2 separate regions of the Homo sapiens genome follow, and region 1 is linked to region 2. Evidence: read pairs that join two places in POLR2A ChIA-PET (ENCODE). Cell type or tissue: OCI-LY7. All regions are shown on one strand. Each heading gives the region's core, and the rest is flanking DNA. Links, peaks and the distances in the headings are about the cores only.

The links. ChIA-PET counts read pairs that join two places held together with the same protein. Peaks named below come from ENCODE experiments on the same cell type or tissue, not always from the same donor. Only the 100,000 strongest peaks of a DNase experiment are listed, where the experiment ranks them.
Region 1: POLR2A ChIA-PET joins it to region 2 with 5 read pairs; 6 of 35 experiments call an interaction of 5 or more read pairs at or near these places.

What each region holds. Positions count from the first base shown.
Region 1 is chr7:65,379,591-65,387,558 of GRCh38, forward strand. The region is part of intron 1 of ZNF92 (zinc finger protein 92); the gene reads left to right. Among named protein-coding and RNA genes, the nearest start is that of ZNF92, 9.7 kb to the left of the region's middle. In OCI-LY7, for the core only: no CTCF peak of the experiment used is centred there; no DNase peak of the experiment used is centred there; H3K4me3 peaks cover 1,865 bases; H3K27ac peaks cover 1,964 bases.
Region 2 is chr7:65,472,089-65,480,056 of GRCh38, forward strand. LOC124901660 (a long non-coding RNA gene) reads left to right here and starts at 3,996. Exons shown (of 3, transcript XR_007060365.1): 1 at 3,996-4,327; 2 at 5,345-6,523. In OCI-LY7, for the core only: a CTCF peak has its summit at 3,522; DNase peaks (open chromatin) are centred at 3,883 and 4,763; H3K4me3 peaks cover 2,271 bases; H3K27ac peaks cover 2,500 bases.

The DNA of each region.
Region 1 (7,968 bases), core at 1,976-4,475, 93 kb before region 2:
CCCAGGACTAGGCACCACCCTCAGGAATTTCACCGCAGCATTTTTGAACCTGTTTCTTGCTCACAAAATTGTCTACAAGTCTCCTGGCATATCCCCACCTCCACACTGAATCTACAGCATCAGCCTGCTTTCTCCACCAACCTAGGGTTCTGCACCACCTGTTCATAATCTCATCTGCCTGCATGGACACAAATAAATGAGAGGACAGCCCCACGCCACTATCTGTAGCACAAACCAGTCTTTCCATCTACAGTGCACTCTCCCCCACCCATGGATCTTTTCTGTTTTGTTTTTGGTTCGGGAGTACACATGCAGGATTGTTCTATAGGTAAAATTGTGTTGTGGGTGTTTGGTGTAGACTATTTTGTCTCTGAGGTACTAAGCATAGAACCAAATGGGTATTTTTTTCCTGATCCTCTTTGTCCTGCCACCCTCTACCCTCAACTAGGCCTCAGTGTCTGTTTTTCCTCTTATTGTCTCCATGTGTTGTTGTTATTTAGCTCTTATAAATGATAGCATGCATTTGGTTTTCTGTTTCTGCATTAGTTTTCTAAGGATAATGGTCTCCAGCTCCATCCATGTTGCTGCAAAGAAAATGATCTTGTTCTTGTTTTATGGCCACACAATATTCCACTATTTTTATGTACCATATTTTGTTTTTATTAAATCTTTATTTTATTTATTTCTGAAGACAGGGTCTCACTCTGTCGCCCAGGCTGGAGTGCAGTGGTGTGATCTTGGCTCACTGCAGCCTCAATCTCAATCTCCTGGGCTCAAGCAATCCTCCTACCTAAGCCCCCCAAGTAGCTGGGACTACAGCGTGCACGACCACGCCTGGCTAATTTTTCTTTTTGTATTTTTTGTACAGACAGAGTTTTGCCATGTTTCCCAGGCTGGTCGCCAACTCCTGAGCTCACGCAATCCACCTGCCTCACCCTGCCAAAGTGCTGGGATTACAGGCGTGAACCACTATGCTCAACCACAATGTATTTTCTTTATCTAGCCTACCATTGAGGGTATTTAGGTTAATTCCATGTCTTTGGTACTGTCACTAGTGCTGCAATGAAGATGCATGTGCATGGGTCTTTATGATAGAATAATTTGTATTCTTTGGGTATATACCTAATTAGGAGGTGGGTCAAATGGTAATTCTGTTTTTAGTTTTGTGAGGAATTGTCACACTGCTTTTCACAATGGTTGAACTAATTTACACTCCCACCAGCAGAGTATAAGCATTCTCTTTACCCTGCAACTTTGCCAGCACATCTATTATTTTTTTGACTTTTTTGGTAATTGCCATTCTTACTGGTGTGAGATGGTATCTCATTGTGGTGTTTTTTTTGTTTGTTTGTTTGCATCTCTCTAATGATTAGTGATGAGCACTTTTTTAATATGCTTGTTAGCCACATGTATGCTTTCTCTTTTTTTTCTTTTCTTTTTGGAGATGGAGTCTCGCTCTGTTATCCAGGCTGGAGTGCAGTGGCACGATCTCGGCTCACTGCAACCTCCATCTCCTGGGTTCAAGCAATTCTCCCTCAGCCTCCCAAGTAGCTGGGATTACAGGCACGCCCCACCATGCCTGACTAATTTTTGTATTTTTTTTAGTAGAGACGGGGGTTTCACCATATTGGCCAGGCTGGTCTCGAACTCTTGACCTTGTGATCCACCCACCTTGGCCTCCCAGAGTGCTAGGATTACAGGTGTGAGGCACCACACCCACCTGCTTTCTCTTGAAAAGCGTGTGTTTATGTCCTTTGCCTACTTTTTAATAAGGTTTTTTTTTTCTTGTAAACTTGCTTAAGTTCCTTATGGATTCTGGATATTAGACCTTTGTCAGAAGCATAGTTTGCAAATATTTTTCTTTATTCTCTAGGTTGTCTGTTTACTCTGTTGATAGTTTCTTGTGGGTTTTGTTTTTGTTTTCTGTGAAGATGCTCTTTAGTTTAATTTGGTCCCATTTATCGATTTTTGCTTTTGTGGCGATTGCTTTTGGTATCTTCATCATAATATCGTTGGCAGTTTCTATGTCTGGAATTGTATTTCCTAGGTTATCTTCCAGGGCATTTTATAATTTTAAGTTTTACATTTAAGTCCTTAATTTATCTTGTGTTTATTTTTGGATATAGTGTAAGCAGGGAGTCCAGTTTTAATCTTTTACATAGTGCTAGCTATTTATTACAACACCATTTATTAAACAGGGAATCTCTCCTACATTTCTCTTGTCAGCTTTGTCAAAAATACGATGATTGTAGGTGTGCCACATTATTTCTGGGCTCTCTATTCTGTTGCATTGGTCTCTGAGCCTGTTTTTGTACTGGTATCATGTTGCTGTGGTAGTGCTCAGAGTAGAGAGCTATTGCTTTAAAATGCAAATAGCCAAAAAGAGAGCACTATATTCAACCATTTCTATAGGAGAGTGAGAGCCTACCTTCAGCAGGCACCTGGCTTCAAATTGCAAAACTACCTCCTGTCACGAAGATGTGAAAAGTTTATTTTGTCATTGAATATAGCCAATTAGCTTACACGGATGGCCTCCCCAGTTGCCAGGTGAATTTAGGATGAACTATGTATAACATGGTACTGTAAATTCTTCTACTTATGGACTAATTATTGTGACCGTCTTTCTGTCTTTGCAGTCTCTTAAGCAGATTGTGATGCGTGTCACATTCTGGTGTAATTGTGTAATAAAACAGTTTTCTTTCTGTTTTATCATTGTGGAGTTACTCTGGGGCTGGAGAAAACTTTCCTTTTAATTATATTTTCCAAACACTGTTTAAACTTACCACACATGATATAAACATATAAGGTGCCAACCAAGCTTTAATCTAGATGGGCCTTTTTGTCTCAGGCTTCCAGTCAACTCATGATTGTGCTGCAAAATGCATGCTGTCCCCTGAATATGCAGGCAGAATCGTGCCTCTGCCTATTTGGTATCTAGTCCTGTATAATCACATCTAGAGAGGCTAGACCAAATTTCTAAATACTTCACAGAACAGCAATTAACCATTTTACCTCTTTCAATGACTCTTGTATCTTTAGACCTGAAACTGATTCAGAGACTGTGGGGCCCGTTAGAGTAACATGCATGCATTGAGTAGACATGTAGGCATGAGAATCTCCACTTTCCCCTTCCTTCTCTTTTTAAAATGCCCACAAATGTGCAGGTAACACTTACTGCTATTCTACCCATCCAGGACCTAAACTAGCGGCTCCACATTCTGAATCTGGGTCTTGCAGTAAACCTTTTATCTGAGAAATGCAAATCCTTTTAGTTATAAGGCTCAAAGAGACATTAAAACGAGACCACAATTGTGTCTTTCTCTCTCCTTTGAGCTATGTATTTATCTCTTGAAACTGCTTGCTATTGCCACGAGTAGCTATAAATTAAACTAATAATGCTACGCTGAACACTATAACCCACACCCTATACAGCTTAGAAATGTATGTCAATCAGTAATCAAGGTTGTTTTTAGTAAATAAGTAAGATTTCCTGACAATTTTGTATCAGCCCACTCTCTATCTCTTTTTGCCTTTAAAAATCCACTTGTAACTGCTGCTAGATTCCAGGCAACTTGAATCTTTGCTCCCAGTTTACAATCTTCAAGCTTGGCCCAAGTGAACTGTCTACTTACATTTGTGGTTCCTCAGCTTTTTCCTATGAAGGAGGAAATTAAGGACATATTATTTAGAATGTGCCAGAGCAGCCTTTATGAGGGGATCTCTCCTTTGGTTGTACTTTTGCTGTAACACCCAAGAATGCAGAGCCAGGTTGACCCCATCTAGAATCTTCACATGTCTGGCCTGGGATTTGCAAGACAGGAGCAGACTTTGGATTGAAAATGTACAGAAAACCAAGAGGAGGCATTCTCTGCATTGTGAGATGTCAACATAGACATCTTAAAGCTACCTCCTTTGAGAGTGTGGCTATTTGAGCTTTTCAGATCTTGTTCAGTGACCTGTTACTGTTACGTGAGAGGTGCCAGGTATAAATAGAATCTGATGGCAGAATCTGTAAATGTAAACAAAGCATCTTAGGAGTGAGAGATCAAGGCCACAAAGTATCCAGAGCCATGACTACAACTATACCTACCTGTAAAAAATGTGATACTGGAGTAGAGTATTCTTGTCCTTTCTCTTACCCAAAGACTACCTGATCAGGACAGGTAATCCAGGTTCTGGAGCTCCACCAGGGCAGTTCTGTTTTCTATTTAGAATCAGCCTAAGTCTCTACTGCCTGGCTTACTACTGGGCCATCAGCCCAGGATCACTGAGAACCCTCTCACAATCACCTAGGCATCTTTGAAACATTTGAGGATGTCCAGAGTAAAACTGTGTTAGGCTGACAAGAGTGGTTCATTCTGCTTTTGTCTCAGTGTAAGAGAAATGAGTCACGCCAAAAAATGGGGGCTTCATTTGGGCCGCTTCTTTATATTGTTGTGACTTCTGAGGTCATCATTTGAATGGATGTTTATGGACAGAAGAGTTGTTATTATTATTTCTGTTTCTTTTACCTTGTTAAGAATACATATTTATCTTCTAATACAATTATGCTAGAAAGCCCTAAGAGATTTGTTTAAATTGCTTATTAGTATATGTTATAAAATTGACAGGGCAGTGGCTAAAAAAGATTAAAATTACACAAACTGTGGGATTTAAGTTTCTCTTAGGTAAGCTTAGGAAAAACAGAACGGAAATACCCCAGTGGCATAGAGAGCAGAATTCTACATAGTGTCCTCTCCCTGCCCCATTTCTGTTCAGATTCACCCTTTTTGGAGGCCTTATTGAAGTCTGGCTTCACCTTGGAGTCTAGCCTTACAGAACTGATTGAAAGAGAAGTGTTTTGGGTGATGAATTCGGCTGCCTTTCTAGAGCTGTTGCTCAGGATTTCTTGAAATCTAAAAGCAGATAAATGGGAAAAATAAAATAATATTTTAGGGCCTTAATTTCTTAATTTTGTATTAAAATCAGTGCATGCAGAAACATGCCATTTAGCAACTTATTCCTTATTCTATTCCTGAAGACCCAGTAGTTGCTCCACAAGCCACAAACAAGTAAATATAAACACAATAAAAATTCCTCCAAACTACGTTAAACTCTTTTCTTTATTCCTCTCATCTGTCTATATGTAGCTTTTATTCTGTACATTTTTCACAAAAAAAATGACAAATATAAATGCTGGGCCCTTTTTCTAAATTCTGGCAATTATTAAACAAAACCAACTCCCAGGGTGTTACGAGGATTAAATCACGTAATGTTTTATTCCTAGCAGTACTCTGTAACATACTCTTGAGGACATAGTACCTGTTTAATAAACATTGCATTAGTGCATGTGTAAATGTTGTTTTCCAAATGCAGACTTATTTGGACATTGCTGGCCTCTGTTTCCTCTGTAAACTTTAAAGAGCCAACAAAGAATATACTTTAGGATGAAGATTGGTTGTCTTTATTTGTACCAGAAGTATTTGTATTTTGACAAGAGTGCTGAGTGTAAGGGATTCTGTGATGTGCCTGCTTTGTCTAACTAGTGCTAATAATGAGCGCAGGGGGAGCAACATCAGCATCTATAGAGGACTTGTTTAAAATACCCTTTCATGGACCATTTTCAAACCTGCAGAATCACATTACATAGAGTGGGGCCAAAATCACCAAGTGATTTATAAGCTTATCAGTGCTTGAGAGATAATAATTAGCTAAGCGTTTATCAGCCCAGGCTTCTGATTAAGATTACATAGCCAGTTTGCAGAAATCTCTATTTGTGCCCTCCCCACAGGTTCTGTTCTATTGTTCTGGAAACATCCATATTGCTTTAAGGGCCTCATGTGACTCTAAGGTGAGGCCAGAATCAAGTATGAGGGATTCAAGATACATTCGTGAGTGTTAAGTTCTATCTTCGCACTAAAGGGTGGTCACAAGGCCTGTTTTCTTTGGGTTTGGTAGGGACAGGGCAGAGTGCCCCATATTTCCATTACTTTAGCAAAAATTGTTGGTGTCTGTGGTAGCAGAGGGCATCTGAGGACGGGAAAGGAGATATCATTATCTCCATAGAGCAGCTTATTTTTCCTGAATCTCTTCTGTTATAGAGGACAGAAATGGGTGGACTTTTTCTGCAGGTCTTGGACCTTCTGCCTGTGGGTGTGGTGGTAGCAGGTAAACAGGTGGTGCCGACACCTTTAAAGCCATATTCTTAAGATTCAGGTGTAATTTCTCCAGAGAATCATCTGAGAAAGAATCCCAGAGCAGGAAGAGAAAGAGGAAAAAATGGCTATTTTTCCGCTAAAAGTGTCTCAGATCAAGAGCTGTGTCCACTGTGCCTCCTGGAATGCCATGTGTTTAGTACTTATAAACCTTCTCTACTTGTGCTTTTCCTCCCTAATGAGTTTGTTTTAACTACTGTAAAAAATTTTCATTATAGTCAAGTATCTGAAAAATTTTTATTTATTTATTTTTGAGAAGGAATCTCACTCTGTCACCCAGGCTGGAGTGCAGCGGCATGATCTTGGCTCACTGCAACCTCTGCCTCCCGGGTTCAAGCAATTCTCCTGCCTCAGCCTCCTAACTAGCTGGGATTACAGGCGCGTGCCACCATGCCCGGCTAATTTTTGTATTTTTGGTAGAGACGGGGTTTCACCGTGTTGACCAGGCTGGTCTCGAACTCCTGACCTTGTGATCTGCCTGTCTTGGCCTCCCAAAAGTGCTGGGATTACAGGCATGAGCCACCGCACCCAGGCAAATATTTCTTCCTATATACTGGAGCCTTCTCTACATCATGGCTTCTTATATGCCATGTAGAATTCTCACCATGAATTTATGATCTTAAAAATGTTCCCTTTGTGACTATTGAATATGGGAGGATGAATATACTCAAGATTCCTATTGGGGAAAAGCTGGGGTCCTTAGTCAAGGAGAACATGTAATATTGAGGTTTCATCTGTCTTCTCCATTAGCTCTATGCAGAACAGGATTAAGAAAATGCTTTTTGAAACAGGATGGCATTTACTACCCAGAAAGTTCTGAAGAAAATTATTAGGAGATATATGTTGTCTAGGGTGCTAAAGAAAGACTATTTAAAATTACTATTAAAAATTGCAGAACATGGGAGATATCTGTATCTCAAACTTTGCATAAAATGGATGTTTCTTTATGGTTAAATTCAGGCTATAATTTACTTTTTGGGGAAGTAATATCCCAGCAGTGATGCTGTGTCCTTCTGTTCATCAGCACATTATAAAAATTTGTCCTAGTTCAGTTGATATTAATGATTCACTTGGTTAAAGAGCTCTCTGACAGATTTTTTCACTATAGAGTTAGTAATTTTTCTCTCGATTATTAAGTATCTGTTTTCTTTCTTCTTTTTTTTTTTTTTTTTGAGACGGAGTTTCACTCTCGTTCCCCAGGCTAGAGTGCAATGGCGCAATCTCGGCTCACTGCAACCTCCGCCTCCTGGGTTCAAGCAATTCTCCTGCCTCAGCCTCCTGAGTAGCTGGGATTACAGGCACGCGCCACCATGCCCGGCTAATTTTTTGTATTTTTAGTAGAAATGGGGTTTCACCATGTTAGCCAGGCTGGTCTCTGAACTCCTGACCTCAGGTGATCCGCCCACCGCAGCCTCCCAAACTGCTGGGATTATAGGTATAAGCCACTGGGCCCAGCCAGTTATTAAGTATCTTTATGCAGCTGATGTGCATAAACCATTACAGTTAATCTGGCAGCTGCCCTTCTTTATTAGGTTTTCTTTGCATATATCTGTCTTTGGAAAATGAAGGCTCTCGTCTTTGTTTATGGGTCAGAAAAACTGGGAAAACCCACACTCCTCCCCCTTACTGGATGCTTGACAAAATAATCTTCTTGGGCAAAAATCATTGGCATTATTGGTGATCTTCTTAGAAATTAAGAAACTCAGACTTTATTCCAGATGTTCTGAAAAAATATATGCATAACAAGATCTTCAGTTTATCATACACATTAAAA
Region 2 (7,968 bases), core at 2,345-4,844:
TAGCTTATTCATGGCCTCTTCCAGACTCTATGCTTACTGAATGCAGGAGCCATGTTTGATTCATCGTGATATCCTCTAGAGTGGTGAGTAGAGTGCCGTGTACAGAGGTTTTAATGGAATTAATTAGTTTGAATGAATGTAAGACTAAACCCCTAAAGACATAGTCTAGAGAACTTGACCACTGTCCAGTGAGATCCTGGGGTGGCATATCGCTGAAGAACATTGATTCTCTGAATGTATCATTGTCTAAACTGATTGGCAGCAAAGAATGAAGAAGGGGTGGTGAATTTGAAGTATATTTATTTATTCTCTGTGGCCCTGGGAGCCTTGTTGCCCCTCTTTTATTTTTTTCATTATTGTTTTTGAGACATGAGTCTCTTTTTTTGAGACAGAGTCTCACTCTGTTGCCCGGGCTGGAGTGTGGTGGCACAATCTCAACTCACTCCAACCTCTGCCTCCCAGGTTCAAGAGATTTTACTGCCTCAGCCTCCTGAGTAGCTGAGATTACAGGCACTCACCACCACACCCAGCTTATTTTTGTATTTTTAGTAGAGATGGCGTTTTGCCATGTTGGCCAGGCTGATCTTGAACTCCTGACCTCAGGTGATCCACCTGCCTCAGCCTCCTCCCAAAGTGCTGGGATTACAGGTGTGAGCCAATTTTGTGCCCTGCGAGTTGCCCCTCTTTTAAAACTGAAGATTGAAGAGGAGGTGACAAGTAAAGAAATATTTTTTAAACTATAACTTTACCTAGTGTGGTGTTTGTATATGTTTTATATATTTACATACATAGATTTTATGTATGTATATAAAGATTTCATTATTTAGACAGCAATAATTAATAAATATTTCTGTTATTTAATATTTGAAAATTAATTGTTACTCTAAACAGTAGGTGGTCTTTCACAATCATACTTTACATTTGTCTCATGAAAGCCTTGTTTTCATATATCTCATGTACACACAAGGAAACCGCTCATAAAGTGTCTGTCACTTCTGACTTCCAGCAACCTGCCTGGTTCCAGCACACATACACACACATATTTGTACACTCATACATACACACATATAATATCCCTACATCTTTATGCCTTTAATAATCTAGAGACTAAGCCTAATTTATGCTTGGGGAGATCTAGTGGGTACAGTTTTCTGCGATTGAAAAAGCCATTTTCAGCAGGATTAGCCTGAGACTGTTGCAGAGCTAATTGTCACTGATCTCATAGAGCTACCACTCTTAAAATCAAGTTCCATCATTTCCCCAAGTACACAGATGTTATCCTTGTTAAGTAGTGACAGTCACCAGTAATGTGAATTTGGCCCACTTTGGAGAACTACTTCTAGCACTGGCAGCTTTACATGTTGAGCACCATAGAAATGAGAATGTGACCCAAGAAGCAGTTTCCAGGTTAGGTTTCATGGAGTGATGGCACTGAGGACCACAGTTATCTGTTTTGGAAAACAGATGGAAATTTGCAGAAAACAAACTCACTAATAATGAATTTTATATGCCATTTCTGCATAAATATTTAAAAGTTTTTAAAATGTATTCTTTACTTCAACCAACATTTATTTAGTGCTGATACTATGCCAGGTACTGAGCTAGGAGCTGATGAACTAGATAAAATCACTGCCAGCAAGGAGCTCCCTGCCTAGTGAGGGATCCAGACAAGGAAAAACATAGATGTCAAGGCTGCACGACTGTGGCCTGCCATAGAGCTGGGCACCATGTGAAGGCCTGAGGGCTCTTGAGCTGTGGAGGAAGTATGCCTAGTTGTCTTAAGAGGGCTGAGTTCAAAGCTGCAGTGAGCTACCATCATACCACTGTACTCTAGCCTGGGTGGCAGAGAGAGACCCTGTCTCAAAAAAAAAAAAAAAGAGGGGGCTATCATGTAAGGCATGTACAAAGGTACAGAGTTAAGAGACAAAATGACACATTTATTGGACTGGAATAGTTGGGATTGCTCTGAGCACAGATGTGGAAGTAGAGGGAAGATGAACTAGAAAAATAGATGGGAAATGCTGAGGAGTTTGGGTTACATCCAAGGATGATGTGGAGTATGGAAAACATTTTAAGAAGGGAAACATTATTCATCTGGAGGATGACTGGAGAATGAGCGGTGGCAGGGAGTTTTAGTAACACAGATGATAGGGCAGGGGACCATAAATAGGAGAATAAAAGCTAAACTTGAGAGAATAGAGGGAGTACAATAGACATGACTTAGTGACTGGATATGAGGACAGAAGGGAGAATCTAGAACTTTTGGTTTTTCTGGGTGGTGGTGCTGTGGCACATAATAAGTGCTTAGTAAATATTTGTTGAACAAATGAGTGTGCTTAAAATATAGGAAGAACATGCTTTGAAGGGCTGAAATAGTCAGTTTGGTTTCAAGCAGGTTGAGTTTGAAAGGTCCTTTGATGGAGGTAGAAAATGTCTGCTATGTAGTTCACGTTGTGTTTTGGATTACGAAAGAGAGGGAAATCAGGGATGGAGATATATACTTGGAAATTATCAGCATATAAATGGTAATTGAAGCCCTGGGAACAGATGAGATCACTGGGAAAGAGTGTATATATTCTTCTGGAATTAAGGAGAAGCACATAGTTGGGACTCATCAGCATATAGGCTTAAGTTGGAAGTCATGAGTGTGGATGATATTTTCCAGGCTTTTGCATGTGACATGTATTAAAATGTATTTTGCCAACATCTAATGATTTAAGAAAAAACTGCTAAAGACTTCAAGAACCCTCGTGATTAAGAGAAAGTATGAGTATATGTTGTCATGATCCAAGACTCTGCAAATAAGATAATGTGCTAGCAAATACACACACATGCATGTGCACACGTGCATACACACACATCTGTATGTAGAGGAATATATTAGAATCAAAGAATCAGACTTCTATTATTCTTGATAGTAATAATGGATAATTATGCATGTTATTTAAACTGAAAGTCTGGGTGTGGTGGCTCACATCTATAATCCCAGCACTTTTGAAGGCTAAGGTGGGAGGACTGCTTGAGCCCAAGAGTTCAAGACCATGGAAGCTTGGGCAACATAGTGAAACCCTGACTCTACAAAAAATACAAAAATTAGCCGAGTATGGTGGCTAATGTACCTGTAGTCTCCGCTACTCGGGAGGCTGAGGTTGGAGGATTGCCTGAGCCCAGGAGGCAGAGGTTGCAGTGAGCTGACATCATGCCACTGCACTCCAGCCTGGGTGACAGAGAGATACTCAGCCTCAAAAACAAACAAACAAACAAAAAAACACCTGAAAGTTGTTAGCTATTACTCTTAGCAGTAGGTGGTCTTTCAAAATTGCACATTACATTTGTCTTGTGAAAGCCTTGCCGTCATATATCTCATGTATACACAATGCAACCACTCATAAAGTATCAAAGAATCAGACTTCTGATATAGTATTCTGTAGCTTCTGAGTTCCAGCAACTTTAGTAGTTCCAACATGGTGGCCCCTCTGTCCCTCCTCCAGGGGAGTATTCTCCCAATGTAAAGAATGAAAACTAACAATGTGTAGCTTTTGGAACTCTGGTCTGTATTCTACTTCAGACTTGGCCCTGCTGGCTGGTCTCTGAAACATGTGGCTCCAAGTAAATGCTAGGAATACTTGTGTAATTGAGCTGATCTTTCATAAGTGTCTATGGAGATGTCTTATTTTTTGGTTTGGGGGTTGGGTGTTAGGGTCATCCCGACCAGACTGTTCCCCTCCCTTCCCATGGGTGTTATAATGCAGTCCTTTGTGACCTCTGCACTGCTTCCCCAGGGCTAAAGACAAACACCCCTTCACCGACCCCTCCAGTAATTGTTTGTCCAGGCAGTTACAGGATGTGGTTAACATGTCTGTTGACCTCGCATAACAAAGCTGGCAAAAACATCTCCAGGATGTGGTCAAGACACCTGCACCCTCAGCTCAGCTCCCCCACCCCAACTCAGCCCTCCTGCACACCCAACTCAGCTGCCCCACCCTGACCCAGTTACTCACCTTATAAAGCCCTGTTGTAGTCTGTAAGAGGGGCTGCCTCCTCTGCTTTTGTCAGGAGGTAGCCCGGCAGGACTGACAATAAATCAGCTTGCCTGAACTTGGGTCTGCTGGCCTCACTCCTTTCTCGGCTGTCCTTCCAATTATACCTTATGTCTTGGTGCCGAAACCGGGAAGGTGGTAGAGTTCGGCCTCCTTTTCTCCCTTTATCCTCCCCCTGCTCCTTCCCCTGGCCGAACTCCCCCTTCCAGAACCTGCTAGAGACCCAAGGATCTCATACATCTTTTCCATTGCTGGCGAACACATCCAACACCAGGGACACCTCAGGAGTGAGTAAAGGAGACATACCTTCCGTCCGGAACCCTTGTCCGCTCTTTCCTTCCCAAAAGACCCAGCGCTGGGCCAAAGGTTTCCTCGTCCCAGCCTCCAGGAGACCCTCGATGTCTCCCTATCAGTGATGCCTGTACGGGGGATTATCGTACCTCTCCGACTTAAACTGTGGGACAGGGGACGCCTTCTCCCGCCATCCTTGTCTCTGGCCAAGTCTTCCATCTCTACCCCTCTCTCATTCCACTATGGGAGCCTCCCAGTCCACTCCCTCAAAGGCATCCCCCCATCGGGTGTCTCCTCCGTAACCTTAACACCCTTAACCTCCATTCCAAAATTTGGCCAAAAAGGCTCATCTTTCATTGTAACACAGCCTGACCTCAGTATAAATTGGGCAATGGCTCCCAGTGGTCTAAAAATGGCACATTCGATTTTAACACCCTCAGGGACCTGGACAACGTTTGCCATCGCAATGGAAAGTGGTCTGAAATCCCTTATGTTCAGGCCTTTTTTGCCCTCCGTAGCTGCCCCTCCCTTTGTCAGCCCTGTTCTGGTTTTCAAATCCTCCTTGCCCGCTCCAAGCCAGACTCATCCTCAGCTCCCCTTCCTTCTGACGATTCCTCCTTCTTTAACCCTGCTGACTTTTCCTCTCCCTGACAACACCGTAATCCTCCCCCAAATCATCACAATCCTCCACCATATGCTCCCGCTCCTGCCTTACCTCTTTCCCCTCCTCTCTCCAACCACCCAGATTCTGATTCTAATTCCTCCCCATCTCCACCTCCAGCAGGCCCAGCAGTCGGCCCCCTTACTTCCCCTGCGAGAGCTGGCAGGGGCTAAAGGAATTGTTCACGTCCACATTCCGTTCTCCCTCTCCAACCTTTCCCAAATTAAGAAACGTCTCAGATCCTTTTCCTCCAATCCTGACACTTATATCAAAAAGCTCAAATACCTCACCCCATCTTACAAATTCACTTGGCTTGATCTCCATATTATCCTCTCTTCTACTCTCTTCCCAGGAAAGAAAAACAAAACAAAACAAAGTGTGGCTTGCAGCTCAGTCGCATGCCAACGATCTTCATCGGCAAGACCCTACTAAGCCCCTAGGGGCCGCTGCAGTTCCCCGAGAAGACCTTCCTGGGAGTACCAACCCACATAACCTGGCCAGGCATCTCATAACCATGTGATTACTTGCCTCATCACAGGCCTTAACAAAGCAGCCCATAAGGCCATAATTTTTGAAAAGCTGAAAGAAATCTCCCAAAGAGCAAATGAAAACCCTGCTGAATTTCTTTCCCGCCTTACAGAGGCCCTCCAAAAATATACCCTTGTTGACCCCACCTCCCGGGAAGGAACCATTGTTCTGTTTTTTTTTTAAGATGGAGTCTCGCTCTGTCGCCCAGACTGGAGTGCAGTGACGCGATCTCGGTTTACTGCAAGCTCCGCCTCCTGGATTCATGCCATTCTCCTCTCTCAGCCTCCCGCCTAGCTGGGACTACAGGCACCTGCCGCCATGGCCGGCTAAATATTTTTTGCGTTTTTAGTAGAGAGAGGGTTTCACTGTGTCAACCAGGATGGTCTCGATCTCCTGACCTCGTGATCCGCCCGCCTCGGCCTCCCAAAGTGCTGGGATTACAGGCGTGAGCCACCACTCCTGGCCCTGGAACTATTGTTCTTAATATCCATTTCATCTCTCAGTCTGCTCCTGACATACAAAAGATGGCCCTCAAACCCCTCAACAAGACCTCCTTAACCTGGCCTTTAAGGTCTTCAACAACAGAGATAAGCAAAATAAATTAGATAAAGCCCAACGAGATGGTAATAAATACCAGCTCCTAGCAGCAGCTATTTGTCAGCCTACCCAGGCTGCCCAGGGGCACAAAAGACCTGATAGCAGTGACCCTCCCAGGCCCTGTTTTAATGTGAAAAAGAAGGCCCTTGGGCCCAAGCATGCCCTAACCCACAAGTGCCAAAAACTCCTTGCCCAGCCTGCCAACAAACCGGTCACTGGAAGTCCGATTGTCCTCTTAAGCAGACTAACCGGCCGGTTCCTCAAGGCCCTGGCAAAGCAAAGAGTGAAAAATCATTCACACCCCCACAGCTCCTTGGCCTTGCCACTGAAGACTGATGGAGCCCAGGGACCCTGGCCCCATCTGCCGTCACTGCATTGGAGCCCAGGGTAACTCTGCTAATAGCAGGTAAGCCGATCTCTTTTTTTAATCAATAGCTGGGCCACCTACACGGCTTTACCTGAATTTTTAGGACCCACTTACCCTTCCCAGGCCTCTGTGGTGGGGGTTGATGGACTTGTCTTCTGTCCACGTGCTACTGAATCCCTTACTTGTTCCCTATTTAATACTATTTTTTCACACTCCTTCCTTATCATGCCTCATTGCCCCACCCCCATCCTAGGCCGAGACATTTTAGCCAATTTTGCAGCTTTTATCACCTTTTCCTGTCCCCCTCAACCAGAAGTCCCTCCTGCTTCTCTCTGCTAGTCCGGCATCTGACCCCCTCTCCAGCACCCGCTACCCACCTCTCTCGTTAACCCAGTAGTGTGGGACACCACCACCCCTGCCATAGCTGCTCACCAGGACTGCATCAAAATCCAGTTAAAAGACCCCTCTAAATTTCCCGACGTTCCCCAATATCCCATTTCCCTAACACACCAAAGGGCTTACAACCCACCATAAACAAGCTCTGCTCACACAGTCTTCTTAGACCAACACACTCTCCATATAACAACCCCATCCTCCCTATTAAAAAATCCAACGGCTCATACCAACTCATTCAGGACCCCTGAGCTATCAATCAGGCTGTCCTCCCTGTTCATCCTGTAGTCCCTAACCCCTATACACTTCTCTCTCTCATCCCCTCCAACACAACCCACTACACTGCAATTGACCTGAAAAATGCCTTCTTCACCATTCCCCTACACCCTGATTCCATAAACCTCTTTGTTTCACCCAAACTGACTGCAACACCCTCCAGTCACAACAACTCACGTGGACTGTCCTCCCTCAGGGCTTCAAGGATAGCCCTCATTTCTCCAGGCAAGCCCTAGCCCAAGACCTCGCCTCCTTGGATCTTTCCCCCAGCCACCTTCTTCTATATGTAGAGGAACTCCTCCTCTGTAGCCCCTCCCTAAAAGGCTCCCAAACTCACACTGCAGCCCTTCTCAATTTCCTTGCTAATAAAGGCTGAAGCTCCCAGCCAAATAAAGCTCCTTCCTTCTTTAACATGGTGTCTGAGGAGTTTTGTCTGTGGCTCATCCTGCTACATCATAACTAGTTGGAAAGTACTGCCTTTGCTGCCTTAGATGTGTAGAACCTTTAGTCTTGGCCTTGGCTTAATTTAATGTGACCTCTGCAGCTAAGAACAATAGTTCCAGGGCCAGGAGCGGTGGCTCACGCCTGTAATCATAGCACTTTTGGGAGGCCGAAGTGGGCGGATCATGAGGTCAAGAGATTGAGACCATCCTGGCTAACATGGTGAAATCCTATCTCTACTGAAAATGCATGATCATTTGGCTCTTCTGAGATCTGAGATCATTTGGCTCTTCCCCTAGGGAACTAATGGTTTCCCACTTTTTCTTTTGCTGGCATTCTGGGGTATATCTTACTTGGCCATCTCCAGAAGTCAG